Regions from separate parts of the Mus musculus genome. Here regions 1 and 2 are each linked to region 3. The links are chromatin loops, found by intact Hi-C in ENCODE. Cell type or tissue: left cerebral cortex. All regions are shown on one strand. Each heading gives the region's core, and the rest is flanking DNA. Links, peaks and the distances in the headings are about the cores only.

Region 1 (10,367 bases), core at 1,515-9,514, 200 kb before region 3:
CACCAGTCTTTCTTTATTCAAAGGCATCTCCACTATCCTTCTCAGAATGCAAGACACCCTAAACTCCATTTTGAACACAAGTTTCTCTAATAAATCTTTTATGAGCTTCACATACACCAGCATTAATAGATTGAGGTGCCCAGCTATGGCTCACTAGCCTGAAGGTGGGTTTGGTAACTACTTCCATAGAAGAGAAAGAGGTTTTGCCTCAAGATTCTGGATTTTTTAAAAAATTTCTCCCAGGATCCCCTACCAAAGGCCAAAAGACTGCACCCACTTACAGACCCTACTGCTAGTTATAAATCATCCCACACCTAGCACATCCATTCAAACCCATCCTTTCTGTCATCCTAACCAAGGGACACTGCTTTGTGCTCTCCAGCCTTGATATGATTTTACCATCACAGATCATACCAGGCTTCAACTCAAATTACACCTTCCTCGGGAGTCCAGAAGCTTCCTCTCTTTAGTGTAGGTTCAGGTACATTTCCAACCTTCCAACAGGAATAGTGAGTTTGGGAGAGAAATAGTCATCATGACCATCATCTCATCCAGGGCTCTTAGCAAAAGACCTGTAAGTATCCCCAGTCCAACTTTTCCCTGGGTCTGATTGGCAAATCTTTATTGCTATCCAGGGAAGTTGCCATTGTCTCTTTAGGTGAGAAATGAGTCATTTCCCACAGATGCTTCAGCTAAAGCCCAGCCTCTAGGCACCCCCTCCCCCAACATTTTTTTTAATTCTTCCATTAATTAAAACAACTAATGTCCCATTGATTATCTTTGCATGAATGGAAATCATTAGAGCCCTTGCAGGTATATGGGAAATTCTGTTTGCTTAAGTATTCACACTTTGATTTCCTATAGACTCATTTTTTCTCAAGCATAAAGAGATTCAAACAAAACAAAACAAAAACAAATCTCTGACACTTTGCAATGAAATATGAAAACTAGTCTTCAATGAGCTTGTGGGGATCTCTGGCAGGAAGAGGTATTCAGATGGCCCCGTACTATCACTGACGTTGACCCTCCAATAAAGGGGTCCTAGACAGTTAAGGCAGACATTGGTAGGTTGGCAGACTCAGGTTTTTAATTTGTGCTTGTTTGGAGTCATACAAGCTCTTCCAAATTGACTTTCAAACAACTGTATCAGCCCTCAAAAGTGAATAAGAAAAAAAAAAGGAAGAGGAGGAGGAAGAGAGGAAGAGGAGGAAGGGGAGGAGGAGGAAGGGGAGGAGGAGGAGGAGGAGGGGAGGGGGTGGGGTAAAGGCACTGGACAATTGGATCTGTTTGAAACTTCCCAATCAGTTGACCAGTTCAGCTTGCATCCATTTCTGTGGGCAGCCATAATTAGAGCGATCTATTTTGCATTTACTTCTCTGTGCAAGCACTACATTACCCACTCTTCCCTTGCTTATTAAACAGTGCCACCTGCACCAGACTCAACAAAGATCTTCCATCAGTCAGGCCCAGCTAAGGTCCCAGACCATATATTACCATTAACTGAAGCTTGGCTGAATAGTTGATGACAAGTAAAAGCAGTTTCTGGGACCTGTTTTTGAACAACCTTTTCAGCAAAAAATTATGAATTCCTCAAATTGTCATCTTTTATAAACCCATTTTATTTTCTCTATATAGTAACTTAAACAGCAATTAGCAAGTTGTTTAATTAATGTACTATCCCCTGCATGTCACCAAGGTGCCTCCAGCACACTTGTTCATAGGTACTAGCCAATGCGGTCAATATTTTGTCACTCAAAGCCTCTGAAGCTGACCACCTTGATAGCTCTAATGGTATAAAAAGGATCTGAAGAGCCCAATACAAGGCTAAGAAGCAAAGGGCAGTTTTTAGGAAACTAGCCAGGGAGAGTCTGAGTCTAGACAGAGGGACAGGCAGAAGAAAGTGAGGCAGGAACAGAGAGGGGAGAGGCAGAAAATGAATCTACATAGACATCAGTGGCTTAAGAAAGGCACAGGAAGTTTCCAGCAAACATGGGACCATTTCTGACATTCAGCTATGTTCTAACAAACTCGGCTTTCCAAAGCTGATGATTTACACATCTTTAAGAGCCTCAAACCTCACTGTGGCTTGTTCTTTTAAAAGCTTCCTGCTTTGTTCCAAATACTGCTTATCGTTGGCATTGTCAACAGCTCTGCATCTGGGAGAGATTAATTAAGTGATAGGTCAGACACAATAAGGTGAAAGGGCATGTCCACCCAATCAGAGCAGATTCATCCATTTCAGGATGGATCTACTTTTTTTCTTTTGAGAGAGAGAGGGGGGGGGGCAATTTTGGTTCCATCTCAAGGGAGGATTTGTCAATAGGGATGTCTGAGCTCCTCTGGTGAGGTGCACATAGCTGAAAAGAATGTTTTGCAAATAGAAAAATATCTAAAACTCTACATTCTGTCTTTTTAAGGTATTGAAATAAATCTCAACTATCAATTCTGTCTGTATGCTTAAGTTTCACAATCTGCGTGAGAGGTGATTTTCCTGAATATGAGTCTCTTACAAAATAGCTAATTGGATGGTTATGAATAAGATTGCTATTAACAATAAAAATTTAAAAGTTCACTTTCACTTCCTTCCCCCCCCACCCCAGTGTCTGATGAAATGCAACTCCTTCATTTCAAGTTCACCTTTTAATTTCTAGAAGGAAAAATGAGAAAAGACATAGGAAAAGGAGCCAGAGAGATGGGGATGAAAGAAGGAAAAGGGAGGGGGTGTTTCTAGGTATCATGGACTAAATTTTCCAGACCAATTAGAGATTATCTTTAAACCTCTATCTTCCACCCCCTCCACACCTTCTAAATAGATCTTTAGATTAATGAGAAATTAGTTAATTGGGGGAAAGCCATGTGGCCAGTTAGCTTGGTTCCTAAGCAGAATGGGTGGAGGACTTTAGATCCTACCCCAAGAAATGGTTCCCTCTGCATCTCTTCAGTTGTGAATCAGCGTGGGTCAAAACTGGTTGCAAAATTGTGGTGTGTGTGTATGTGTGTGTGTGTGTGTGTGTGTGTGTGTGTGTGTGTGTGTGACAGATGAATGGCCATGCAGACAGATGTAAACTCTGAGCCTGTGAACAAGGCTGGGTCAAGTAAAGTGGTTGCTCTGGGAAGACTACAGATAAGATATTTGGAATATTTTTACATCGTTTTTTGAACATGTCTGCAATAAAATTCTCATTTTCTAAGGTCTTTCTTTCTTTCTTTTCAGATGGGTGTTAAACAGTGGTAGGGATGTTTTCAGTTGACCAGCCATTCATTTCTCTTTGCCAAAGAAACCAAATGCTAGTATCTTAGTTATCCAATTCTTTAAATCATCTGGGATCTATCTTTATTTCTAAAACTGAGCAGAAATACTTAACAGCCTGATCAATAACCATTGACCGTCAGCACACCTCGCCACCCTAACATGCACAGCTTGATCATGTATATTTGATCATTGAAAAATTCAAAGCATCTATTGCAGTATATCAAGCTTCCCATAAAATAGTCTGCCTGTGGTCTTAAAAAGAATGTGAGTTGTTCTCTCTCCTGCATTCATCTATCCATTCATTTACACACACACACACACACACACACACACACAGAGAGAGAGAGAGAGAGAGAGAGAGAGAGAGAGAGAGAGAGGAGGGAGAGGGAGAAAGAAACACACACACACACACACACACACACACACACACACACACACACACACACCTCCTTCCTGGAGAATTAATGCTCATATATTTGATGAAGAACAAGGTAATTGACTGCGAGACTGTACATCTGGGCAGCACTTCATATCCATTGCAATAATAAAATACTTTTTTCACATTTTAGCAGAAGAAAGGCTTACTTCTGCCCACAGATTCAGAGGACCCCAGAGTCTCTGTCTGCAAAGCCTTCTTGTTATAAATCCTGCCTTCCTCTTAAGTGATGGCACACACAATTGCACCAAGGGGCACTAAGTTTACTGTGCAAAAGCATTGCCAAAAAAAAAAAAAAATGCTGGTTTCTTCTCAAAGCTTTAGTATTAGTATGTGGTAGTATGAAATATATACATCTGGGTTCCTCAATACCCAATCTGCTTGGCAGCAAACTGGGGCAAGGGTCCAAGGACTTGTCCTGTAAAGGGTCACAGGTACAAAGTGCATTTTAGAATCCCAAGGGCTGGTTTCCTGAGCATGTACCACTATGATATAGGTTACCCCAAAAGGAACCAGTTATATAGAATTTTCTCATATCCAGGGCTCAAAGAACTGATTCTAAGTTTCTCCATAAGGGAACCTACAGACCCATTCAAATAACTCTAGAGATCTGATCCAAAAAATACATCTGGTAAACCTACTCCAAGTTCCCAGCACAAGTCCTTAGAACCTTAACCCCAGAGACCACCCCTACCCCCAGCTAGGAAAAAAAAATTACCTGCAGAACCTCCCATCTCCGGAGTCCCCTGTCCTGTATTGCACACTGTGCCCAGCACAAATTATTCGGGGGCCCTTCCTTCTAAAAGCAGCAGCATCTGGGCCAAGGCTCCCTCCTTTAAAGGAGGAGGACTTCATATGATAATACGTGTAATATGATATGGAATGACAGAATGCATGACAGTTGCCCATAATACAGAGAAGTCAGTCAAAGGACAGAGGGGACATTTGGATAATTACCATCCATTGGCTAGTCAATCACTCGAACAGAGAGAAACTGCACAAAACCCACAATGGAGTTGGGAAACAAAAGAGACCCGAGCCAGACTCAGGATTAACCGGTCTAAAGCGATCTAAATGCTTTTGTGTCTGAAGAACTGAGGCTCCCGGGTTGCTCCCCCCTCATCCCAGGGAACTAATTGCGGGGATCAGAGTTAAGGCTTTCTCCCTCCTTTCCTATTTCTCTTTGTAGACTGCTCACCACGCAGTGAAAAACAAATGATTTCTCTCTGTGTGTTCATTAAAGTACTTTAAAGTTAAGGAGGTGCAGGAGGAAAGCGAGATGTGACCCCCTGTTCAGAGGCTGAGAGTCTTCTACCATGGAAGATGCTAAAATAGTCTCCCTTAGCCTTAATTCTTTGTTCGAGGGTAAGGTCTTTCCTTCTTGCCCCTTGGAAACAAATACTCATGCACCTGACTGGGACTGGGCAGCTGTCTTCGCTCTGGCAGAGATGGACTTGTGGTACCCAGCTTTGAGTGAGAAGTATCTCTGCGTTGCCTCCACACCAGTAAAAACACCAGGTCTCCTGTCCTGAGTTAAAGAACTGCACATAATTAAGTGGGGGAAAGGGACAACAGAAAAGCTCCTTCAATGGGAGGGTGCTACTGGACTTCGATGGTTGTAAATTGTGGGTAGAGAGAAAATCTTTGTAAATTGAGGAGTGAGAAAGAGGGAACAACCTCTTCTAAATTGAAAGAGAAAATAGGCTTGTTTGGGAAGACGAATAGAAACCTATTTCTTGTTCAGGAAAAGGGGATGAAATGGGATGATTCCTCTAAAGAGACATCAGGAAATGATGTTTAGAGACTGAAAGAGGATAGTGAGAGAGAATTCCTTAAAAGAAATGGATACTAGAACTCCGTATCCAAAAGCCAGACTCTCCTCGCCCAGGACTGGAAGACTGGTAACTATTACCCAGTTCCTTCTAGGGTCTCAATCCACAATTCATCTCATATCCCTGACCGGCCCTTGCAAGTTCCAGGCTGGGTGGCAGCCGCAGCTTCAGTGACGACCTGCGGGTGCCCGCGGTGGCCCAGCCCCGTGCCCTACGCGCAGCCCTCCCAGTCCCGGCGCCTCTTACCTTCGTGAGCCCTCGGCAGCGGGTGTGGCCGGCTCTGCGGGCGGCCCCGGGCCAGGGCCAGGGCGCAGGGGGCAGCGGTGCGGGACTGGGGGGCAGCAGCAGGGTGAACGCTGGAGGGGCTGGCACGGTGCCCTGAGGAGGGGACGGGGCGGATGGCAGCCCTGGGGCCTGGCGATGCCCGCAGGGGGCCGGGGAGGGGCGCCGGGGCGCGGGTCGGGGGACCAGGGGCTCCCTCCTGGGGCCAGTAGGGCGCTCCAGCCTGAGGGGCCGGCCCGGGAGTCCGGGCCGCTCAGGGATCGGAGTGGCTGCTGGCTCGCCTGAGCTGACAAATCAATCAGGGTCCGTGGAGTCCCGGGAGTTGCCACCCTGACTGCGGCACGCGGTCCCCGTGAGCCCCGAGCTGCCAGCTGACGGTCGCCTCCAGTGGGCTAGGGCCGGCCGCGGTCATTAGGCTGCGGGCGCGGGCGGGGGCGGCCGGGCTGGCGGGAGCGCCGGGAGGAGGCGACCGCGCCGCAGCGTCCTGGCCTGGGCGCCCCGCCCGCCGCCGTCCCGCGCCCGCTGGGCTCCTCGCTGCCACCCACCCCCGCCCCCGCTCCCGCCCCGTCACTGGCTTCGCCCGCTCCGCTCCCCGTTTGGCTCGGCCCGCCCCCCTCCGTCTCCCTCCATCCCCGGTGTCTGTCGATCTTCTTGTCTGCTGTCCTCCCCGGATCCCTCCCTGCGTCTCCAGCTCTTCCTTGCTGCGCCTCTCTTTCCCAAGGTGGGGCTGCCTCTCTTACCCCTCGCTCCTCGCTCATTCTCACCATTTTCTCCCTCCCTCTCATTTCTACGCCCCCCCCCCCCCGCCCCGTCGGTCCCCTGCCACTCACTACCCCTTTTTCCCTCTGCTCAGAAAGATTGGTTGTTCTTTCCTATTCCTGTTTGAAGCAGAGGTCCCCAGAATTCAACTCAAGTCGTTTCCCTGCCCTGGGACTTCGGACAAGTCACACACCCCCTACCCCGTTGCAGTTTCATTATCTTTAATACAGGCTAATAAATAAGGAAGGTTGTGAAGCAGGGTATGGAAGCAGGATGTGCCAGTGGCTCTGGATCCCCTTCTGAACCTCACACATTTGCAAATGCAGCAGCCACAGTGGCAGCTGCTTGGCGACCAAGGCACCCTGAGACCAATTTAGCAGGGAGTGTCAAGGGTGATTTCTTCTGGGGTCTCCAAAGCCTCTCCTGAATCGTGACTGTGGTTTCTTAATGCCTACTCCAGATTTTGGTTGGGCACAGTCCAGAGCTGGGTCTGATATCCCAGGTGGTCACCTGCTGGATTTTCCTTACTAGGCCCCATGATTGGCTTTTAAGCACCAAGAGGTGTTTCCTAGACTGAGTCTTCAGAGTCAAACAGTAGTGAGTTCAAGATCACTTACTTGGGCAGGAAACACCACTCCAAGCTTGCTTCTTGGGTCTAGGAAATAGAAACAATTGCCAGTTTTCCTTTCAGAGTTGTGAGTTAGATTATTCGTGGTTTGTCTAAAGTGTCAGTCCATGGAGGTTTCCACTCTGCCCTAGCTTTTATTCAGGTTCTTTGGGAGAGACGGCAATTCACAAGCAGGGATGGTTTCTGCTTTATGCCCTGGCTTCTAGTTGGGGAGGCAGGCTGACATGCAGGGATACTGCATATCATGATAGCAGATGAGTGTGGTGAGATCAAGTATTCTGGGAAAGTGGTTTGGAAGTGGGATGGGATCAGGAAGGACTTTCTCAAGGTGTGATCATAAAAGCAGAGACCTGAGGGGGTAGAGTAGAATGTAGTCAACTAGAAGGGGTTACTAAAGGAATGGGGGAAAGCTGTGGAATGCGCAGAGACAGAATCGCCAAGGCCAGAATGCCCCCAGCGAGACTGGGGTGTGTGGGAGGAGAATGGGGCTGAAGAAGTGATCCAGGCTGAGGGGGCAGGCCCAATGCATCTGTAGAACTCTGGACCTCAGTGGTGGGAACTACTCATATTAATCTACCAGTTCAGTCACGGTTTCATGTTTCTGTACTGGAAGAAGCCAGGTCTAGGCAAAGACATACTTTTGCCTTTAGTCTTTCTAGTTCTCCACCGGCCTATCTCAAACACTCTCTATCTCAAGGTGCCACCACTTTCTCTACCCAAGTGACCATCCTAAGAGTACATATTCAGGGTTAGTTCTCTGTGTCATCAAGTCAGGCACATAGGAGCTGTACCAATGGCCAGGGATCCTCTGCTGTGTGCCAGGCTATGCATTGGCCATTGTTCCTGCACTCACAAAAACAATTATAGACACTTTGGAACACAGGACATCTATGAGGAAGTCTCATAGAGTGCTTGAGACTGGAAGTTATCTGAGGGTAAGCCTGTCTTGAGAATTGGTTTACTTACCAGAGAGTAGCACACACCCAGTGCAAGGCAGACACTCAGTAACACCTACTGGGAGGATGGAAACAAAATAAAGCTTCCTTCCATTCAGAGCGTTGAGAGAAGAAAGCAGAACTCAAATGAGCCCCGGAGCAGGAGACCTGTGGAGAAGCAAGCAGCAGGCAGAAAGGTCTATAGAGTTCTGGAGCTCTTCTGTGCCAGGTAAGTAGGTGTCAGGCACTTTCCTGCAGTAACCTGCCGGTCTTCAAGTCGTCCCTGCCTCTTGGGCACGGTTACCATCCCTTTTCTGATAAACGGCTAGGGTCCAGAAAGGTGAACCCCCCTGGCCCAGAGTCACACGGCCTGTTCTAGGGTTTGAACTCGGGCCTGCTGGTTCTTTTTCCGCTAAAAGGAAGAAGCAAAGAAAGAGAAGGCAGAGCGAAGAAGGAGACAGCTGAGAACAAAAGAAGGGCGGTGGTAAAGGAGTTAGCTCCTTTAGCAAGTAATTTTTCAACTTAAAAACAATTCCCATTTCCCAGCCCTGCGGAGGCAGGCACGGCGGATCTGAGGCAAGGCCGGCCCTCTGACTCGCAGGAGCCTGCCGAGGGGCCCGCGAGCTGCTTCAAAGCCGGCCTCTCCGGCACAGGCGCTTTTAAACTTCACACGGGGAAACTTTCCAGGGCTGACTTTCTGCACTTTGTTTCCAAATCAAGAGATGGGGAAGTCCCTCTCAGCCCAGCGGGGAGGAGAGCTCACTTGCCCTGGGGTCTGGGCTTTGGAGGGACTCCCCAGGCTGGGTGACCTGGCCCTCCCCGTACACACAGATGGGGGCGGGGACCTGTCCCCTGCTTATAGTGGTCTCCAGAAGGGAATCAGGATGTGGACTGCCCTTGGTTTCTTAGTGGGTGATAGGGCCTCTTTTCCCCCGCCCCACATCTGCTTCTTCCTAGTTTCCCCTAGAAACAAAGTGGGACCTTCTTAGGAGGATCATAATATTCTGCGTGTTTTTTTTTCTCAGCAGCAGCTTCAAAACCGGGATCAGTCTGTCATCTTCTGATCCTCATGTCCAGAGGCAGCAAGGGTCTTTCTAACCCTCAGCTTCTTCTGATTTTTGGAATCCAGATTTGGTTTTTGGATGTTCATCAAGAGGCTGGCTCCGTGAATTTTAATTAAGCTGTCTCCCCCCCCCCATTTATTACTAATACACTCCTCTTAACTATGATTTATTTGTTAAACAAAGCACCATAAGCCGTCACTTATTCATCTTAATTTCAACAAAATTAAAGTAGTCGCTGTTAGATTGCACCTAATTGCACTTGCAATGAAAAGAACGGAGATGTTAATCAAAATAAATTGAAGATAAACAATAAAATCATTACATCTTGCGACGGTAAGTGTAACTAATCAGTTTTGACTCGAAGCGACTGAACAGGAATAATGAATGTGCCACCGAAGGCTGGTTCATTAAGAGAAGCCACAGAGACCTGGTCCTTGGGGCAACAGACAGACACCCTGCCAATGTGGCCCTAAGGGTTCTTGCCCCCTGGTTGGGCAAAGGGGCTCTAAGGAGCAATGGGAGCTAGTGGGTAGCTCTCAGGAGGGATGTCATGGGTAGAAGGGCTCAGAAGCTGCCCTGCCACAGAAGGATTCTCTCATTCTGTTAAGGCAGCAAGAAATCCCGTGCTCATTCCTGGACATGCCAGGTAACCATGAAAAGAGCAAGTTGAGTTGAGAGACAGACAGACAACAGCTCTGCCAAGGACACAGAGAAAGACACACCCCAGGGGATGTAGTAGAGAAGAAGGACAGGCAGATGGAGTCTAGGAGAAAGAAAGAAATGGAAATAGAAAGGACCATGAGAAGAAAGAGAAACTGAGGCATCCCCTGTACTCCCTGGGAGTGAGGGGAGGAAAGAAGCAGGTGGCTCTGCACAAATGGAGGCAAATGGAGACAGAGCTCAGGAAGTCTCAAAATCCCAGAGTCCTCAGGAGTCCAGGCAGGCACCTGACTTCTGGGGATGAGACCACAGAGGGATGCTAAGGATCCCTAAGTGAAGAGACAGGAGCATATACCTCACAGAGGCCCTATACTGGGGCCTTTCCTCAAGGCATGTGGATATGACAGCAGAACCAGAGAGAGGCCAGCTTGCATTGAAAACCCCCTATGTTGCCTTGACCACACCCTTTTTTCAGTCCCCAGAAGTTGAAAAGTGGAAAACTCTAAAGATGCAGACAC
Region 2 (10,367 bases), core at 975-8,974, 210 kb before region 3:
CAAAATTAGCAAATAAATGTAAACAGTGCCCAGTTAGATTTGATTTTCTGATAAACAACAGATCATTTTTTTTTACCATCAACCATCACATGTCTCAAAAGATTGCACGGACCCAAAGGAAACTAAAATTTTATCTAACATTTATATGCTGCTTAGGATACTTTTAAAATTTTGCCCAAAATTCAGAATTAAGTGGCTATCCCGACACCACTACTTAGAAAGCCCTCTCTGGGGACCCCCCCTTACCCTTACCCAAAAGCCACTGCCTCAATGGTTCCTACTTCAAAACCTGAGCTGTAAATCAGGAACGACCTTATATCAGTTTGTATCCACGTGTACCAAAGCATCCAGATACCCCATCCAGAACATTCAGCGTGAAGAATTTAAAGGGGGATCAGACTACCACTCCTGAGAGCCAGCAGCACTAAACAGCACAGGGAATGGACCCTCCTCTTTCTCCCAGCCCCCAGTTCTGCCGGGTTGGGGCAGGCCTCCCCCAGGGGGAATCTCTGGGCTCATCCCTCTGCCCAGCCCCCACCTGGGCCTCACTGCTGTTAATGAGCTCCGTGGGGACCCTGGCGCCCTGTAGGCCCAAGGGAGGTGCCCTGAGAGCGGCCTACTATGGGGGAAGGTGGTACCGAGGAGGAGTGGGGGTGGGAGAGACGACAGAGGTAGAAAGCTAGAGAACTGGCAACCAGGAGAACGGGAAAGCGGGGTGGGGGCAGTGGGGGGGGGAAAGGGAGCTGAATGGAGAGTATGGAGAGTCTCGGAAATAAAGGGGATGTGTGGTGGGGAGTCCTCGTGACAGAACTAATCCTGGGCTCAAGGAGACAAGGACCCTATGGAGAAGACTTTTCCAAACGTCTACTGGCTAGGAAGTCGAGCCAGGAGGAAAGAGCTTGGGAGCCCTAGGTGACCCGGCCGAGGCCCCGCCGGGCGGGCGTGAAGGCCGGGGTTGCAGCTGGAGCTGGACCTGGAGGAGCCAGGATGGTGGAGGAGGCGCCGATACCCAGACCCCCCTCACTCGCGCCCCTAAAGCCCGGGGCCGTGTGGGGATTCCCCAAGATCAGTTCTGGGGAGGAGCGAGGGGGCTGAGAGAAGTGGGGAGGACCAGGGCTTTCTCCCCCCCCTTTTCCTCTCAATTAGGCCGATTCAATGGAGCTAAAGAGCTCGTAAAATCATGAATAATTTACTCGTGATCTGTTATTAACCCATCGGGTTTCGAGCTCTTGTCGCTGGGACTGAACCTGTAATCAAATCTGACTTCGCCTCATTTTACTAAAGACGAGACTGTAGGTTCAATTGTCTAAATAATGGATTGGAATCAAATCAGTAATTACGCAGCCAGGCACACACACACACACACACACACACACACACACACACACACACACACACACACAAAGCTGGGGCTCAGGGAGGCCGAGCCGGCCAGCCGATCTCCTCAAGACTCCCGCGGCTGTGGCGCGCAAATAGCTCCGCAAAGTGCATGTCCGGGGCCCCTCGCGGGCTCCGACCACCGATCATGAGCCCCAAGCTGACCTGCAGCCCCGCTCGGGTTTCGGGGAGATTTGCATCCTGCCTCTGGAGCGAGGTCAGCGCGCCAAGACCAGAGGGTCCGTGGGAGGCGGGCGGCCACAGCTCTCGCCCCGGAAGAACTTTACGACCCTAAGACCTGAGGCCTGGGTCACTCTTCCAGAAGCCCCGGGCCCAGGGACACCCACACCCACACACCCGCTACTCCCCTTCCTACCAAGCGTCCAGATCTACCTCCCTCGATAGGACAGCCCTCCCCCTCCCCCGCGCCCCCAGCCGATTTGCAAAGTGTCCGTGTGTCTGGCCCCTGGGTACAGGGCGCTTACACACGCAAACTGGTGTCCTCGCAATCCGAAGCCTTCTTCCACGAGCACGCACACAGAGCCCACAGCCTCACGCTCAACTCTCTGGGTCCCATGTTCCAACCCCAGATATCCCAAGGCCCACAGTGCAGCCATTTCTCTCCTGCGGGCGCTGGGAGGTGAAGGAGGAGGCGGAAAGAAAGATCTAGGGAAGTCTGGCTACGCCGGGCAAACAACTTAGTCCCGGGAGCCCCGAAAAACTGAGCCGCACAGCTACTGCCTGTGGGCCCGAGCGCCGTTCCTCCCAGGACTGAGTCCAGGCGGGATAAGGCCGAGACCCACACACGCAATTGGAGCAGACAAACCGAGAAACACAGAGGCGGAAAGAACAGAACAGAAAAGACTGGAATGAGTGTGGGGCCCAAAGAGAAAAATGAGGTAGCAGAGGGGCCTCTCCGGAACTCAGCTACCAGCCACATCTTCCCGCTGCCTCCTGGGAAGGACAAGACTGATCAACAAAAAGCAAAAATAAATCCCGAAACCTCTCACCCTCTTTTTGCTCAGTCACAAACCGGGTGCCAACCTGGTGCGTCCAAGAAAACTCCCTACACACCAGATACCCGGGAGCAGACCCCACCTCACCTCTTTCTTAAGGAAGCTGACCCAGCTGATAAATAAGAGGCCACTTGGTTTGGGGAGAAATGGGCCTGGACCGAATCTACTGTATTTTAAGGCTAGTGGGTGAGCTCTAAGGAACGTTATCTTTAGTAGTACTTTTGCCAAATTTTAAATCGCTGAACCAACCACCACTTTATCACTTATCCAACCGGGGGTTGCATTTTTCCCTTCCCTAGTAGGTCCCAGGACCCTCTATCCCGAAATTTCGTTGGACCGAAAAAGGACCTCCTCTACTAGCCCACATTTCCCTTCGCATGCAGTTCAGACTATTTAAAATCCTAAAGAACCTAATTTCTGCTTTGACCCATAGCCGATCTACAACCTTGGTTTGTTTTGGTTTTCCAACCCCCCCCCCCCCATCTTGTGATTTACCCTAGGGGGAAAAGGAGAAGAAAAAAAAATTGAGCATCGGATTTGTTGTTACAAACTTAAGAGAGGAAACGACTACAAATAAACTAAACTAAACTAAAAAGCCAGGCGAGTCCTAAACCTTTCCTGGCCCTGCAGACTTCGGGCAGATGTTGCTGGGCCTCAGAACCTTCGCAACTGTTCAGAGCCAGGATGGTGTGGGAGTCCGCTGGAAAGCCCCCCGGACGACAAAGAAATGCGAATTGAGCCCCTCACAGCCTACTGTGAGGACCCTCCAGCTCCAGTGTCTTTGGTAGAGCTGCTTGCTAGGAGGGGAAGGGAAATCCCCGAGACCTGGAGGTGCCGGGTGCCTGAAGATCCGGCTGGACAGAAGGACCCATAGCCCTTGCTAGTAACAGATCCAAGCCTGTGGCCCTGGGGACATTCCATATAACCGGGCTGCAAGCCAAACCCAATGGTGCTCTCGGCCACTGCCAACCTTTTCTCTTGGGACCCTCGCTGCCTAGAGCTGTTGGTCTCCCCACCCTCGGCCACTCCGAGCCTGTTTGGTGTCGGCACCGCCTTTCTCCCCCGCACAACCCCCTCCCCCCCGCACTTTCTGCACAGCAAAGCCGGTGAGGCAAACCAAAGGCAACTCCAAAATACAATTTCTCAGCGACAAGGTCCTGCACCTGGATCACCAATGAACTAATGCATTCTCTCCTAATGCTTGCTTCAACCGAAGGAGCACGGACTGGAAGCCAGAGTGCTAAAGCCCTTTCTATCAGAACACTGGTGCGTAGGTACCCACTGTACAACAAGCACACTGAAATCTTTCCCGCGACACCGCCAAGGCTTCAGACGGTCTTGCACTCACCGGCGTTGTAAGCTGCCAGATCTGCCCCGGGTCCTGGACTCTTGCGCTTTCTCGGCCTCCCCTTTTGCACAGTGCCCACGCCGTTGTAGTAGGGAAGACCCAGCGGATTAGCCCCGGCTGAGCCCAATCCTGCACTCTTAGCTGCTGCGGCTGCGGCTGCCGCCGCTGCCACGTCGGCATGGTTAAAGTGTGCTGGGTATTCGCCCTGCAGCAGAGCCTCGAAGTGCAAGCGGCAATAGACCAGGCTGTCCTTCATGCCGAAATGGTCGCCGGTCGTCAGCATCTTGTTACACGTTGTGCATGTGAAGCAGTTGAGGTGATAAACCAAGTCCCGAGCGCGCATCACCATCTCTGAGGCCGAGATGCCCAGGTGGCAGCGGGCGCAGCGCTGCACAGAGAACCGCCTGTGGGGACCATGGAGGGAGGGGCTGTGGGGACAAATGGTTGGGTATCCCCCCCATATCCCTATACCCCTCCTCCAGGTGCTGTTGCTGTCACTGGGGAGTGGGGTGGGGTCCCCTCCTCAAGACAGACAGCCTGGACTCCAGTTAGAGGGTTAGTGAGGAGGGAACTAGATTTTAACCCAGGCCTGGCCCTGCCTGAAATAGTTTTCCTTAGCCATCTTCACACCCACAGGAAAGTCTACTTTATTCAGGATCTGAGCAAGTCTTAAGAAAGACTTTACTTAGAATGGGGAGCAACTCCCTCACTTACCCCTTCCTCAACCTTTGCCCCTTCCCTCTAGACCAGCACCTGGGAATTCTACACACCGCTGTAATTTGGAAGAAACAGAGATGGGAAAAGAGAGAAATAGAGATAGAGACACACAGAGAGAATCTATAAATAGACCCTAACTCTAAGGCTGGGGAAGAGAAAGACGACCGTGGCCCTTACTTTTTAACCCTGGCCACCTTTTACTATAGGCCTCACCCCCAACCCCAAAGACCCCAAGCTGCTGAACTATTCTAGCTCCCCCTCCAATGTGCTCTCACGTCAGCCAGGCTGCCAGAGTTTGGGGTGTCTTATTTCTGTCTCCTCTGGTTGAGTCAAGAAACTTCAAAAGGGAAAGTAGCATGAAGACCCCACCCACCCAGGCTGACTTTTTAAGCACCCTAAACTCAGAAAGGAGGGTAACATTGGTTTTTCTGTTCCTACACTTCATGATTCTTTCCAAGGGTGCCCCGAATTGCTAATTTAGAAAGTTGTCACCAAATTTTGGTGGGTGCTGGCTTGGAGAAGAAGGGTCTTGGGTGGGGCAACCTGGACTGGGAGTGAAAGCCAAGGAGGTGGAAGGTGTGGGTCCCTGAAGGCCAATGGGCAGGGTCTGGGTAGGATCTACCTGTAGTAGTCTTCTTTGCAGTAGATGCTGCCATCCTTGCTGAAGCAGGTGAGTTCCGACTCCAGGTTGAGCTTGCATTCACAGCACTTGAGGCAGCGCATGTGCCATTGCTTGTCTACTGCCAGCAGGTAGTAGCGGTCAGAGATCTTGCCCCCACAGCCAGCACACAACGCTGCCCGGTCACTGCTGATGGACGGCATGGTCTACAAAAGGAGAAAGACAGAACACTGCCATAAGGGACAGCCTACAGCTATGCTCCCACCAAGAAAACTCTCCCTGAGCTCCTTCCCTGGCCCTGGTTATATCTGAATCCGCCTAGAGGACGGTCTAACTGGGCAGCCCATTTTCTCCATCTACCAGGCCCAAGCTGCACAGCTCAGCTCCAGGCAACCACCGAGCCAAGCCGCTGCAGCAACACTTTACAGTTCTAAGTTGTTCTCAGGCCTTAGGTCTCCCTATTCCTGCCCTCGTGCCCTTGCCCCAGGATATCCTCACAGCGGTTAAGTATTGGGACAGAGGGGTCTCTTCCCCCAAGCTCTCCAAGGGAATTCCTCAAAGTGTTTATTAAAGGTGCTGGGCCTCAGAAAAGAACCAAGACAGTAAAGTAAGGTGAGTATTAAAAGTCTTCCTCCACCGGTACTCCTCTTCAGAGGCAGCAGGGTTCCTGGCCCCAAGCCTCAGTAGCCTCTTGATCCTTAGACCAAAGGTTCAGCCCAGGGCAAGTCCAGCAACTTCTGGTTCCCGCTTGGGTCTTGCGAGTAGGTTAAGTGGGATACAGGGCGACCTTCCAGGAGGGTGCAAGGCAGGCCCATGTGAAATTTTTTTCCTAATAAAACTGAGCAGCGGAGGTTTATCCGGAAAGAAAGGCTTAGGGGAAACCCGGAGGTCACGGAGCTGTGGCTCTAGAAGGGAGAAACTCGGGCCAGGCTTCCCACCTCCTCGGTCTCTAAAGGTCACTGCAGCCGCTGCTTAGGCAGCGTCTGCTAGTCTGGCCCCGGGGGAGGCTATTTGGGGCCGGGACAGCAGAGCCAGGTACAGAGAACCTAATGGAGTCTCCTTCCGCAGAAGCCAGGCCGGTGACTGAACTCCGAACCATTGCCTGGCCAAATCTAGCCAGTTAGGAACACGGGTCACGATCAACGGAAAGTGCTGGCCCAGATGTCGCAGGGCCCTGAAACTGAGCTAAGGAGAGAATCCCAGACTGCCAGAAGACTGAAAGCGATTCAAACCAGCTAGGGCTTCCACCGGTTCTCCCTTTTCCCGAGGCGTCGGCGCCAGCACCAGGAGCAAAGTAGTGGAGAGTCAGGTCTGTGGACCGGAGCGCCTCCGGGAGCGGAGAGAAGAGAGTGGCCTCCACTTCCACTCCCCTTCCACTTCTAGAACAACGTTCTCCTCCACCCTCGCAGTCCAGATCTGGGTTTCAACCTTGACTCCCTCCTCCTCTCTAGCAGCTGAGTTTCCCCTGAGTCTGGTGCCCCGGGCCTTGCACCCTGTCCGAGGATTCCCCAGCCTTGGTCCCGTGCGTCTCGGAGGACTCTACCTAAAGTTCGGGGAACAGAGGCGCTGGCTGGCCCCGCCAGGTCCCAGCTCTCAGCCCCAACTCCACAGCCGCGCGCCTACCGTCTCCGTGTCGCCGCGGTCGATGGCGGAGCTGATGGCCGGAGCCTCGCTCTTGGCCCTGCGGTCCATCTCGTCGATGACCCCGTGCACCTCGGGGCCCGACAGACTGTGGAACAGCATCGCGGCGGGACCGGGGATGCGGCTGCCCCGAGGAAGGGCTTGCCCCCCGCCTCAGCTGCCTGGCGCTCCCGGCGTTAACCGGCCCAGTGCATCGCCACCGCGGCCCCGGCCCCGCCCGAGCTCGGCTGCGCCCCCAGGCTGGGCTCCGGGCCGCGGGCGCCTGCGGGCCAGGACGCCTCCCGCCGAGGCGTGGGGGCAGCTACATCGCGGGGCGCCTGGACGGCGGCGCCGAAGCCAGGGTCACAAGGGCAGGGGGTGAGGTGGGGGCGGGAGACCAGGGCAGAGGTCGGCGCCCGCTGTGGGCGCTTTCACGCCGCAGGCATCGCTAGCTGGGTTCTGGCGCCCAGGGCGCAAATCAGGGGCGCAAACTCTGCCCCAGGCGGCGGTGGCTGCAGTCGGGGTTCACCCAGGAACAGCTAGGTGCCCGCGGCGGCCCAGATGCCTGCACGTCTCTTCCCCCCGGGGTGTGTTCCCAACCAAAGGCGAACTGGAGTAGGGGGTCTCCGCGAAGCCTGCGAGCTGAGCCGAGCCACTGGGAGAATTGAAGAGGAGGAGGAGGAAGAGGAGGAGGAGGCGGCGGCGGAGGAGGTGGAGGAGGAGGAAAAAGGAGGAGGAGCAGAGTGGGAGGAGGAGCCGACGGCCGCGGGCCCAGCCGCGCGCAACGCTACCCAAGCGCGCGCCGAGCTCAGCCTCGGCTCTGCAGTCCGCGCCAGCGCAAGCCTCCGCGCCTTTTCTACAGCCGCGCCTGACATCACGTCCTGCCGCCGTGCCATTGGCCGCCCGCCGCCCCAGGCCTTGGCAGCGCGTGCTCCGGGAAGGCGGGAGACCCAAAGGGAGGGGAAAGGCTAGAGGAGGAGAGGAGCGGAGAGAGGAGGTGGTGGGAGCTGGTGGGCGAGGCTGGAGGAGGAGGCGCAAGGGAGGGAGAAGGGAGAGCGCGGGGTTTGGAGTTTTCTAGGCTGCGAACAGTTTCCTGTGTTTCTTCAGGAAGAAAAATTAAACCTTTCCTGGAGTCTCTGTCCTAAAAAAGCGCTGCCAAAGGATGCTTGAGGAAGTCTCCATTCTCCCCCTTGGCCTCTGGAACCTGGGGTTGAGGAGGGGCAGAGAAGACAGACCAGGAGTACTGTTTCAAGAGCCTTCGGCTGCTTCCCGCCCATCTGGGCTTCGGTCTGGGGCGCTACTCTCTGCGCTGCGTTTAGCAGCGCAGCCCTCCCGGGGACCAGGCGCAAGTGCCACCAGAGCAATGACTCCCAAGGGTAGCGGGCCGGCCAGCATATCCTCTCTTCAAGTGAGCTAGGGACTATACTGCCAGGCGTGTAGCTCCTGGATTTCTCCAAAGCTCTGCAGTCTGGAGGCATGTCTTTAGGAACTCAGAAAAAGAAACAAGGAGTCCATAGCTCTCTCCCATGTACGTGCAGTGTGATCCGGAGACAGTGACTCAACCTCCTTTACAATGTTTGACTTTCTCAAAGGGAAACAAGAAGGCCCCCTCCTTTTAGGTGTTTGGGTGTGATGAAAGAAATGAGTGGAAAATATATAGAGCATAGTAGGCACTCAGCGAATTTCTTAATCGCTCCCTCTTTTTCTTTTCCTATTTGGATCTTCTCACTCCGGGATATACTTGGCAGTTCTTAAAGACCAGAGGCCTATTCTCTTCCTTCCTATGGGGTACTCCATCCCACTAGCTCTCCCACTCTGGACCCACCCTGCCACCTGGTTGCACAAGAACTAACAATAACATGGCCTGCCCAGCAAATCCCAACTGCCAGCCCTGAGTCTCGTGGCTGAACCCGGGGCAATGGCTAGGTGTCTGGTGGAACAGGAAGGGATTCGGGAAGAAGAAAAAAAGAAAAGAAAATGTGATTTGGGGTGAAAAAGAAAAAGGGCAAGACAGTTACTGAAACTCCTTTCTAGGTCCGTTTTACAAGTTGCTTTCTTTCCATGTGATAGTGGGGAGAAATGAAGTCTGAAATGTCTGCTTGCCTGGCACAATTAAAGGGAAGCCAGGACCTCTGTAGTTTATCTCACAGGACACACAGTTGAGGCAGCATGAAGTCATACTTTTTACATAGTGTACATAACTTTTGCTCACAAGTAGGTGTTGCACTGGTGTTGCCTAAGCTCGTGCCCATGTGTGAAAATGTTCATGCTCGTCTCTTTTTGGCAAAAATACAGCCAGCACGAATTTTATCTTTGTTAATAACCAGCACAACAGTACAGGAGGTATACAGGTGGGCATCATACGGAGGAGGCATCTGAACATCCAGGACTAACACTTGTGTGCTAAGGCGAGCCTACTTGATCTTCTGTGAGCTCCTATCAGGTGTATTTGCAAAAACTCTTTAAGTTATGCATGTGTATGTACACACTGCATGTGTAAAGATGCTCTAACTTTAGGGAGAGACCATCAATCTAAAGACAGGCATGTGCATGTGCAACCACACAGACAGTCCTTCAGTGCCCACATAGACGCTGGCCCACGATCAACTCTAGGAATATATTAGCACGTTATACTGGGGTATCTGGGACAGTTTTGTGGGGTTTTTTCTTTTCTCAAAGAAAGTAGGAAATGAAAATTGAATCTGGGAGTCACCAGTGTTGGTCTGGAGGTTGTTCAAGGGGCAGGAAACTTTGTAGGAAGCCTGGGGTGATGTCCTTGGTGCTGGCTGGACTCAAGGGGCTGCCTTCAGAGCTGGGGAGGGGATACTTGGTGATTCTTGTTAAAAGCTGCCCAGAGGGTAGGGAATTATACCCATAAAGAGATGTACACCACTCGGTACCCACCTCTCTGACCGGCAGTCCCCACCCATCCTTGGCCTCAACTTTCCGGCTGTTGGGATCCCCATGGGGCACTTCTCTATTTATTCCTCGCATCTGGTTAGGACGCAATAGTGTCTATTGGAGGCTCAAGCTCATATCCCGCCGCGGGGAGGCATCTGGGCACCCCGGCCCAGGGTTCAGAGGCCGCTAAGTTTGTTAATCATTGGGAGACGTCGCTTTGCCCTGTCCTGGGAGACTAGGCAAGGCGAGGAACAGGCTGTAAACACAGATCCTGACACGTGAGTGACATTTACACAGTGCGAGGAAACGCAGCCTAGAGAAATGCAGGGGGGTGGGGTGGGGATGGGGTGAGGATCAGGCTAGGACAGGTAACTGAAACATTCACAAATGTCCTCGACCCTCTCCCCCTGTCAGGGGTAAAGCACCCTCAGTTCCGGGTACCCTGTGTTTTGTGGAAGGTGACAGGTGAACGGGATTCAGGTCTGGCCACTGCAGCCACTGCCTACCTCCCTACCATCTGCTTCCCCGCAGACTAGCAGACCCGCCGCATAATGAGGTAGCAGCCTCCAGCCGGCCACCGTGACTAACTCAGAACAAAAGCGCGCCTCCACGCCTTCTCCAACAAAAGGGCCACCAGCCCTGGCGCTCCCCGAAGGCTGCGGGGCTCCCGGCTGCCGGCTGCGGAGATGCCGCGCGCAAACTTCCCGGGGCTCCCGGGGCAGGCGGCGCCACCCGGCCGGGGCCGCGGAGGGAGGAAGCGCCCAGCCCA
Region 3 (10,367 bases), core at 897-8,896:
TTAATTTACTCAGTTAGTTAGCTATTAATAATTATTTACTTTTTTCAATTTTTTTATTAGATATTTTCTTCATTACATTTCAAATGCTATCCCGAAAGTCCACTGTACCTTCCCTCCGCCCTGCTCCCCTACCCACCCACTCCCACTTCTTGGCCCTTCGTTCCCCTGTACTGGGACATATAAAGTTTGCAAGACCAAGGGGCCTCTCTTCCCAGTGATGGCCGACTAGGCCATCTTCTGCTACATATGCAGCTAGAGACACGGACTCTGGGAGTACTGGTTAGTTCATATTGTTGTTTTACCTATCGAGTTGCAGACCCCTTCAGCTCCTTGGGTACTTTCTCTAGCTCCTCCACCGGGGACCCTGTGTTCCATCCAATAGATGACTGTGAGCATCCACTTCTGTATTTGCCAGGCACTGGCATAGCCTCACATGAGACAACTATAACAGGGTCCTGTTAGCAAAATCTTGCTGGCATGTGCAATAGTGTCTGCGTTTGGTGGCTGATTATGGGACGGATTCCCCGCCCCCCCCCCCCCCTGTGGGGTAGTCTCTGGATGGTCTATCCTTTTGTCTTAGCTCCAAATTGTCTCTGTAACTCCTTCCATGGGTATTTTGTTCCCTATTCTAAGAAGGGGCGAAGTATCCACATGTTGGTCTTCCTTCTTCTTGATTTTTGTGTGTTTTGCAAATTGTATCTTGAGTATTCTAAGTTTCTGGGTAATATCCAGTTATCAGTGAGTCAGTTAATATGCACTCACTGATAAGAAGAGAAGATTTTGATGCTCCATATGAAGGTGATGATATCTGAAATTGTATTAAGACCTAGAATGCAAAGAAATAATTTAGATGATGAGCCTGACATCAGGTGATTGAAAACTAAGCTTTCCAACATTCTTTTTCAGTTTCTCATCTCAAGTCAGCTAGGTGAACTAGTCACTCTATCTTTGTCTTCCAGACAAGCTATTCTCTCTTTCTTTTAACTCTGGTATACCACAGCATGTAACCTAAAACTTGTAAGCATCCTAGGCTATTTATTACACGGAAACACAAGTATGGTAGAGGAGTAAGTTTGCTCCTTTGTAAGACCCTTTAGCATAAATCTTTAATTCCACAGTTGCAACTAGAAAGTAAGGTAGGTGACAGGCTTTAGCTTCAGTGAGCATGCTGTAGCTATCTTATGTATTTGAAACTGGGGAGACAGAATGCTAATCAAGGTATGAGATGCACAGTGCCTTCTGTTCCTCCACCAGTCTATATGAAGCTAATTTTATTCATGTTCAAGGTCGAATTCATCTACAAGAGGATAACTTCTTTATGGGATTAGTAATAGACTCATTGAACATAGGTAGAACTTTTAATATAGGATCTGAGTCTCAGTTTCTTTGTAGTAGCCACTTACATACCTCCCAAAAAACAAATAACCACTGGCATATGAGAAAAAAAAAAAACCAAAGTTTAGATATGCTGGTTCCATACTCAGATAAAATTTATACTTTATACCAGTATAATCTTTGAAATTATCTATATAATCCATATTCTTAGACATGAGTGATAAACAATATAAACTACTAATACACATATTGGCTTGAATAGTCTTCTCCATTTATTTCATTTTTGATGTCATGTATAAATTTTAACTTTTAACACTTGATTTTCTAGTAAATTCAAGTCTCTGGATTTGCAGCTATATTCACTGATTGTTATAGTAACTCAAGAGACAGGAAGTGCCTAGAGCCTGTATGGGCTGAGAATGGGTCTGAGTTGAAAAGTTATGTGTAGGTGGGATGCAAAAGGCCCTACACTCTCCAGTGAGTCCCAGTGCATGAGGTCAACACTACCTTCCAGGACATAGGATCCCTTGGGCTGTGACCTGTGCCAACCCATCCGTTTGTTTTTACATTCCCTCTTTTCTTGCCAGGCTTCCTGAAAGCTCATGTCCTGGGATCTCTTGCTCAGTAGCCTTTGCTCCTGCTGCTGCTCTTGCCTCCCTCTTTCTATGTCTTCCCCATTCTTGCCTTGTGAATTTCTGCTCACTCCTTGAGCTTCTCTCACTCTGTCACTTTCTGAGAAGTTATTCATGACCCTTATGTCTAAATTCAGATATGAAAATCAGAATATACATAAACTTTGCTGTTTTGTTTAGAGCTTTCCATTCTTTTCTCTCAGCTCCTGTGCAGTTTAAATGATCTATCCATGCATTTATTTCATTAGCCTCTCTCTTCAGTTAGATCTTACATTCCATGTGGATAAGGGTCACACCATACCTGGTGTCTGTCTCATTCCTAGTTTGTAGCACATTGTTTGCTACTAAATAACCTGTTCAGCAACATGCTTAAGTGATACACTTAGGAAAATATTGCCATTTCTTTCTAAGATGGTCTTAAAGTAGATCTGACCTGATTTTAGGGGCTGCTTTACTCTCTGCCATATTTTCAAACACTTTTAAAGGTTTCGGGGACCTTAAGGTGTTTCTTCATAAGTTATCTTGAAATCCAACAGCCATGGTGAGTGTTTGAATCTTAGTCACACAAATAGATCATCTACCCCCAGAAAGAATCAGTGGTACTCCAAGAACCTTTCTTGTTCAGATGGAATGGGTCAGAGTTGTATAGGTGGTAAGCCTGGATCTTTGACATGTTGAAATTGGGCCTAGAACTGGGGAGGCTTTCCAGAACAGAGGACTGAGCCTACTAATTTACCTGTGGAAGCTACAGCGTAGGTAGAGGAGGCTGCAAAGAGGGAAGAAAGTGAAAGTCCCAGGAAATGGATTAAATGGAAAAGGGTTTGAGAGGGGTCCAAGAAGTAGGCTGTCCACTTTCTTCATCTAACAGAACATTGGACAAGTAATGGAATAGGACAGAGTAGTGAGTGGGGCATTAGGAAAACAGTTCCCCTCCTCTAATGCTGCTTCAGAAGTAATTACAAACAGAATGAATCTCAAGTGGAAAGACGGTGACAAATTCATAGACTGTGGAATTGTTGGCTTAGAAAAGCCATGGACCTCACTTGGGGATTGTGAAGGAAAGGAGGAAATGCTTTTATGATAGGTCCAGCCACAAAACATTTGTGAATGCTAGGTGTTGAAAAAGAATCTTACAGTTTTGTTGTATATTTTAAGAAGTTTTCTGATTTAAAGGCCTTTAGTAGACATTTGGCCACTTAGCAACTGTCACATGTGATTGCCGGTTCACCATGGAACCAGTATGGTTAACAATGTCCTTTTACCTCCTAGGAAAGTGCTTCTCAGCTTTTCTAATGCTGTGACCCTGTAATACAATTCTCATGTTGTGGTAACTAACTGTTCACTATAAAATGAATTCATTGCTATTTCATAACTATAATTTTGTTACTGTTTGACTCATTATGTATATCTGATATGCAGGATATGTGACCCCTGTGAAAGGATTATTTGATCCCCAAAGAGGTCATGACCCACAGGTTAATAATCATTGTCTTAGGGTTTCTAGAGTTTGGGATACTGCTGAGTCTTTGTAATATTAGTTCTCATTATCTCTCTCTCTCCTGTTTTCTTTTTTCACCCTCCTCCTCCTCTTGTTCTTCTTTTTCCTCTTTCTCCTCATTCGCCTCTTCAGTTTTGTATGGCTGGCATTTTACTCAGGTTTGCTCACTGTAGTCAGCTGGTCAGATTCTGACTAGAAACCTGGCACTAGTGTTTTCAGTAATACTTTTTTTAAAAAAAAATGTGTATGTTGGAGTGATTAGGTGGGTAGGTGTGTTGGCAGTGGTGTTTTGAGACAGTGCCTCACTGTGTAGCTTAGTTTTGTTTTGTTTTGTTTTGTTTTGTTTTTTCTCAAGTTTGCGATCCTTGTGCCTCGGCTTCCTGAGTACTAGGGTTGCAAGTGTGTACTACCACGCCTGGCTGTGGGAATGTGCTGGTGCTGCTTTTTTTTTTTTTTTAATGTCACTTTCAAATTACGTTATTGTTTTCCTTTTGACCCTTTTTAGTAGTTTTAAAAGTAGACTATGTGCTAGAAAGTGTAACTGATCCCAAGCCCTGGGATATTTGCTGCAGGCTTTTAGAGAAAAAGTGGTATGTTCTTAAACAGATCTTTATGTTGTAAGTTATCCAAGAAATGAAGCCCATGACAATGAGCTTTAGAATAGCTTCAGTACTTAGGGCTTCTCTTTGAAATAGTGACCTAAGCTGCTGACTCCTGAGAATACATGATGATGAGTGAAAGATTTGATTGAAAGCTGCCTTGTGTGAGTTGACATTGTAAGGGAAAAGGACTTACAAACATTATGGGTCACAGAAAAAAATCTAGAAAATGTTCTAGAAAAGCCTTTGCTGGTCGCAAGCAGCCACAGGTAATTGCTAGTTTGTGTGTGTTGAAACTAAAGTAAATTAAACATATATATGAGGTTGAATTATTTTCTTATATTTTGCTAGCCTTTTGAAGAGATTAAAAAAGTGTAAAATATTGAATGCTAGATTTTAGGAAACCTCTTACATAGTTTTCTTATTTTGCTAGTGTTTCATATCACCTGCCTTCTGTCTCAGTAACAGAATGCCATCAGTGTGTTCTGACTGTAAGTTTCCTCAGTCCTAACTCCTCCTCCTGTCCTCCTTTCATTATAAGATTGGAGAAATATTAGTTGTGAAATAGAGATGGCTGTGCAGTGGAACCCTGTTTAATCATTCCTAAATAATACTCTTTCCAAAGCAGGTCTAATATTTACACTTTGATTCCTGTTTTCTGCTTGCAGTGTTTGTTGATGGTATCTTTCTAACATTCCCTGGCACTGGATAAATAAAGACTGCTATTTCCTTTTCAACATTTTCAGCTATTATCCTCATGTAAGAGCTAATAAGTGGAGGTTAGGTGAATACTAAACCATGATCCTGTCTATCAGAATAAGCTAGGAGCCTTGATTAACATGCCTTGTTAACTGATAGGTTCAGTTCCATACTGGTAGTGCTAGAATAATTTGTATAAACCAAGCAGTACAGATTCCTTATTTTAGCACTAAGACTTACAAAGGCTTCTTTTAGCAGCCTTTAATTTTGTACTTATGTATGTGACATAGCCTGTGGCTGTGATAGCTACTGTGAATCTGCAGTTGTTTGGGGATGAAAGGAGGAGGCAGCTGGAAACTCGGTAGCTACATCTAGCTGTCTACCTAGAGAAGGCCTTGATTTCAAGTTTATCCAAACAAGCTCGACTAATCCCAACTATCTAGGGGGATCCACTGTCAAAACAAGCAGCGTGGCCCTGAGGCAAACACAGCCATACAGAAATGAAGGCTGGGGCTTCCAATACTCTGATGACTGCATACTGGAGGCTTTTTTCCCCCCTGAAAGAGGGTAAGAGAGGTAGAATTTGCATAATGCCTTTTCATTGGAAACTTTTGGAAAGCTGACAGACCCCCAGCTTATAGATCTGTAGCCACAATACAGAGTCTATAGGAGAATCCTTGAATGACCTAACCATATTGAAAGGAAATATAAAAGCGTCCAAGTATAGCCAAGTGAGAGAGGAAAAGAGGCCGATGCATTGTCTAACATCTGCTGCACTTCTCGTTAGTTTTGTTCTTTGCTATTCTATGTGGACTTTGGAGAAGCCTAAGACAGCCTAACATGAATCCTATAATCTTCCTTCTGAATATTTATGTAGCGTGCCAGCTTCTAAGCTGTCCTTTGCGTTTTTCTACTTCCCCCTCATTTTCATGCTCTCAAATGAGGCCAACATTTCAAAAGCTAAATAAATGTTTGTGAATGTTTATAAAAGATTTGCATAAATTTGTCCTTGTCTGACAAAGATCACTTTTTTCTTATGCCAGTTCTGAAAAAAAAAAAAATTTTTTTTTAAAGGTTTTGGTGCTTGTCTTGACAACAAAGTCCCACATCCCAGAACAATGATTGCTGATTAAGTGGGTATGCAATTGTGGCTGAATAGGCTTTCAAGATACTGGGTTAAAAGACCCATCATCTGAAGGCTGAATTATAGAATTTAGAAAATGTTATCAGAGGTACACATTTAAATAGATTTTTATGGTACCATATCATTAGATAAGACAAAGAGTTCTTATGAGTTAAAAGAAAAGTATAACCGCCTATGGTTTAAGAAATTGTCCTGTATAAATTTTAATAATTAGAATGTTTCATTAACTTGGAATATCACCTCTCTTATGTTTGAACATGTTTAAAAATAATCTTTAGACCTTGAAGCATTTTTTTTTTTGGAGGCTGTAAATCTCCCAGCGGTATATGTGAATATGGGTACTGGGGTGGTGATCAGAGGGAGTTTAGTAGGCAGTCTTTTATGACATCTGAATGTTCAATCATACCTTGAGAAAATACAAACTCTATGAAATATGTGTCAGCGTTTAATTATAGGACATCCACACACACAGCACCCAGACACTTGTGCCACCAGTGTGTTTTCTGAACTCATTTATCTTTTAAAATTAGAATAGGTTTTGAGGGGTGGCAGGGGAAGTTGTGGGGAGAGGCGCTAATTTAGTTCCAAGGTATTGGAAGATTGGCAGCAGAGAGAGGTAACAGGCAGCTCTGTTCATCTCTTGGTTGTATTGGTGTAGAGGTTTAAGTTGTCATTAAGGCACAAACTAGAGCCACTTCTCTGACACAGTTTTTATCACATCTGCTAGGCTTGTGTCCCAAGAGGAGACGTGGGGAGCAGTGAATTCAGCATGGGCCCATTATCGACTGCTTTTTCGTGTGTTGTAAAAGGAGTGAGACCTCAGGGAGGCTTGGAGCCTCCTCCCGTGTAATGTCCAAGTCAGATTTGAAGGACTGGTGGCAGGAAAGCTTTGGCCTTGGGGTGTGAATTCTAAGAAATAGAGGCACAATTAAGTTTAAAAAATTCAAGGACTTTGAGCTTGATAATGAAAGATTTTTTTTTCTAGACTAATGTGAGCAGAAAAGATGCCCATCTGTGCACATTTTTGTGTGCATTTAAAATATTTAAAAGCTGACAGCTTTTAATATGCTTACAAAATAGTATTTTATCAGTGCTCTTTTTCCTTCATTTCTCTCTCTCTCTCTCTCTCTCTCTCTCTCTCTCTCTCTCTCTCTCTCTCTCTCTCTCTCTCTCTCTCTCTTTCTCTCTCTCTCTCTTTCTTCCTTTCTCTAAATAGTATTTTCCTGAGGGCAAATAACTTCTTGGGGGAAATTGTGTTTGTAGTTTTACTGCATCTACCCTGTTGCTTTGGTATTTGCTGACTTGAGACCTTTTCCCTTTCCTTTTAGAATTGTTGGTAACACACTTGCTCAGATAACAGGAATATAAATGATTAAGGAAACGATCAAGCTAAAACAGTTTAGAAGGGTAAAGTGAAGTCTATTTCTGTACCACTGATGTCACAAAATGTGAATTGTATGAAATGGTAACCAAATCATTTGTTTACTTTGGAACTGTTTGACACCAGCCCTAAAAATTGTATTGGCATTTGGCACAGGCCTCTCTGGTTTTTAACTCTTTGCTGTGGAGTTTAAAGTTGGTTAGATAAACTTTTGAAATCGAGGATGCTCTTTAACACTGTGACCACAGAATAACTGTCTGCAGGGGTTAGTTGGATGAAAGGAAAGATGTTAAACTAAATTTGTTTTTTTAAAAAACATGGATTTTTTTTTTTTACTTTGAACTTGAGGTCATACACTATTGTGCAAACGTGGATCTTTAAAAGTCTTTGATAGTGTATGTAAAAAGTTAACATATGTTTAGAATATTAGGAAGGTCATTCTCTGGTAGAGTACTCACTTGAAATGCCAAGGCTATGGGCTTGGTCCCAGCATGAATTTAAAAAAAAGATTATATGAAAGAAATTGCATGATACACTTATAGGTTATGATGAATTTACTTGATTCTAATGTTATCTTTACATTACCACATTGATTCTAATGTTAGGTATAATTCAAAATTACATGTATTGCTAAAAACTAAAATTTATAAAAAGTAAGCTGGGAGTAAATATTGAATATTCCTAAAAGAGAACATTAGCACAGCGCATTTGAGCAGTGTTGCTAAAAACTGACCTGGCTTTCATGTTCATGTTGAAAGACCATTCTGTGAAACCCCTTATTCAAAGCCTCTTTTTCTCACTGGGAGATGAAAAATAAGAGATTTTAACCATGGTATGGATCTTGAATTTAATTTGATGCTTCTATTGAAAAATAAAATTTTATTTACTGATTTTACAGTTAGGAAACTTGTGATTAACATCCTTGAACTTTATGCTAATTAAGCTTCCAGGAGCCTCTGCTTTACTGTTCTTAATCATAAACACTAAAAACCTTTGTTAGCTTTTCCTTGGAGTCCCTGGCCTTAGCTTGAAATGGCCTAAAGTACAAATCCTGTTAGCTTTTTGTATGTTTGGATCATGTGTGCTCTGTAACTTTCAGCTTGGGTTTTTCCCGTGCCGTCAGTGATGCTGCTCTTGCTTGGAGGAGTGGGAAGGTCGGCTTTTCCTCACGCGTCTAAAAACCAATCTGAACACAGTATGCTAGGAATTTGAGCTTCTCTTTTCCTCATGTACCTATGATTTTGAAATTAACAAACAAATTAAATATAAAGCTGAGGAAATGTTCTCCCACTGGCTGCCTTCCTTTTTATCCTCTCTCCCCCAAGGTAAATGGTCAGCTGCTCTGTAAGCTTTTAGGATGCCCTGAAAGGCTAATTGTAGTTTTATATATTTTAAAATACATTTATTTATTCACAATACTTCTTAGATGTTTTCTTGCACATCTTTCCCCCTCCCTTCTTTTAATTATGGGGGCTATGCCTCATTTCAGTGTACTTTACTGACAGACACTGTAAGGTCAGCTGGCACATTTGTCCTTCAGAGGGTAGTTACTTGTGGGGTATGTATGTCTGTGTCTGACTGCTGTTTTCATCTGCGAAATAGAAGTTATTTTTGTTTATAGGTTTCATTGAAGATGAAAACAAAGTATTTGGCTTAGGAAAGGATGTCTGTTACAGGATTACCCATATCCCTTCAAAGCCTACATTTAGAGAGACACGGTGAAACTTCATGATTAACAGTCTCAGATAAATTCATTGAGTTTGGTCTTCAAAGCTTTACTCCCACATAGGACTCTATAATAGATATTATAAATATAAAACTTTACTTAGTTCTTCAGAGAATGTCTCAGTGTTGGAACATACCCCTCTTTCTCTACAGTGAGGAAAATTCTCTTGATGGGCTTTCTGACCTAAGGTGAGATTTTCCATTAGGTAAGATGAACCCAGAGTGGACCAAGATTAGCCCTGAGTTCATTTCTGATTTCCGTTGCCTTGGCTGTGTTGACTTGGTCTCCTGGTGGACAGAGCTTTGTGGAGGTTGCTTTCCTGCTCCCATACAGCTGGCTGCTTAATATATGCATAACTGAAAGGGTTGTGTGACTGCTCCCCTCCCCGCTCCTGCTTCTTCTCACATGAAAACTCATATATTTCTTTAGAAAGAAAAGCATTTTGAAAATTGCCTATTTCATAAATTGTCTGGTGACACAAAGAGGTTGACTGCTATTTTCTTGTCTCATTTATTTTGAAAACTTTGCTACCAAACTCACCTTAATCAATGAGCTCAGTGTTGTCTCCAATAAGTTATGTGTTGGATCTATTGATTGGGAGGGATTTTAGAAAACCCATCTGGGGTTTATAATGTCAGCAGTGTTTTGATTATGAAAAGAGTTGGAACCTGGGGACATGGAACCAGGTGGCGAATGTCCTAAAGCCAGTGGTGACACGGTGTACTGGTTCCCTCCTGGGATCTAGTTCATGCCCTGCACTTTAGCTGTGGTGACTAGCTACTATAGATTCTTATTTATTTATTTATTTATTTATTTATTTATTTATTTATTTATGCTCATTAAAATGTTAAAAATCAAACTGTATATTAAAAAGATTTATGAAAATATAAACTTGGGAATTGATCTAGAGAACCTGCACACAGTCCTCCCCACCCCCGCCTTTGCAATGAGGTCGTTTACATTTCATCCACTGCCCTGCATTTCTGAGATCCCCTTTATGTTACAGGAGTGGAGGCTGAGCTGAGGCTGGCTGGCTGAAAAAGCTTGTGAGGGGGAGAAAAACAGCAAAATTGACATCTACAAACCAAGTTCCCTAGCCAAACATAGTTGTTGAGAGAAAGGGGGGTTGGTAACTGGTCGATGATTATTTCCTCAGTAAAATTAGTGTTGAAAGATTCTGGTTTACTCTGCAATAACTAGAAGGCTCAAAAAATATTCAAATCAGGGTTTTATTCCCCCCTCCTTTGGAGAGTGGTCTTTCCATATCTGAATAATTGTGTTTTTCTTTGGACAAAGAGGATAAGGTAACTGAATATTTATATATAATGCAAGCATCAGAATGCAGAAAATTGG

The links. Peaks named below come from ENCODE experiments on the same cell type or tissue, not always from the same donor. Only the 100,000 strongest peaks of a DNase experiment are listed, where the experiment ranks them.
Region 1: a loop joins it to region 3, with 2.1 times the contacts of the local background. A loop is called at or near these places in 3 of 42 quality-filtered maps.
Region 2: a loop joins it to region 3, with 4 times the contacts of the local background. A loop is called at or near these places in 3 of 42 quality-filtered maps.

The regions. Positions count from the first base shown.
Region 1 is chr2:38,335,206-38,345,572 of GRCm38, reverse strand. It overlaps Gm46736 (a long non-coding RNA gene), which reads left to right and starts at 6,363. Exons shown (of 3, transcript XR_001783286.2): 1 at 6,363-6,524; 2 at 8,245-8,354; 3 at 9,154-10,302. It also overlaps a transcript of Lhx2 not described here. In left cerebral cortex, for the core only: no CTCF peak of the experiment used is centred there; DNase peaks (open chromatin) are centred at 5,234, 5,606, 6,198, 6,433 and 1 more place; H3K4me3 peaks cover 2,503 bases; H3K27ac peaks cover 1,170 bases.
Region 2 is chr2:38,348,227-38,358,593 of GRCm38, reverse strand. It overlaps Lhx2 (LIM homeobox protein 2), which reads right to left and starts at 7,286. Exons shown (of 5, transcript NM_010710.4): 1 at 6,701-7,286; 2 at 5,081-5,283; 3 at 3,742-4,145. The coding sequence starts at 6,820. Gm27197 (a long non-coding RNA gene) reads left to right here and starts at 7,854. Exons shown (of 2, transcript XR_374289.3): 1 at 7,854-10,367. In left cerebral cortex, for the core only: no CTCF peak of the experiment used is centred there; DNase peaks (open chromatin) are centred at 6,389, 7,581, 8,088, 8,533 and 11 more places; H3K4me3 peaks cover 7,216 bases; H3K27ac peaks cover 6,314 bases.
Region 3 is chr2:38,139,384-38,149,750 of GRCm38, reverse strand. All of the region lies in intron 3 of Dennd1a (DENN/MADD domain containing 1A), which reads left to right. Among named protein-coding and RNA genes, the nearest start is that of Dennd1a, 140 kb to the left of the region's middle. In left cerebral cortex, for the core only: no CTCF peak of the experiment used is centred there; DNase peaks (open chromatin) are centred at 5,178 and 5,562; H3K27ac peaks cover 855 bases.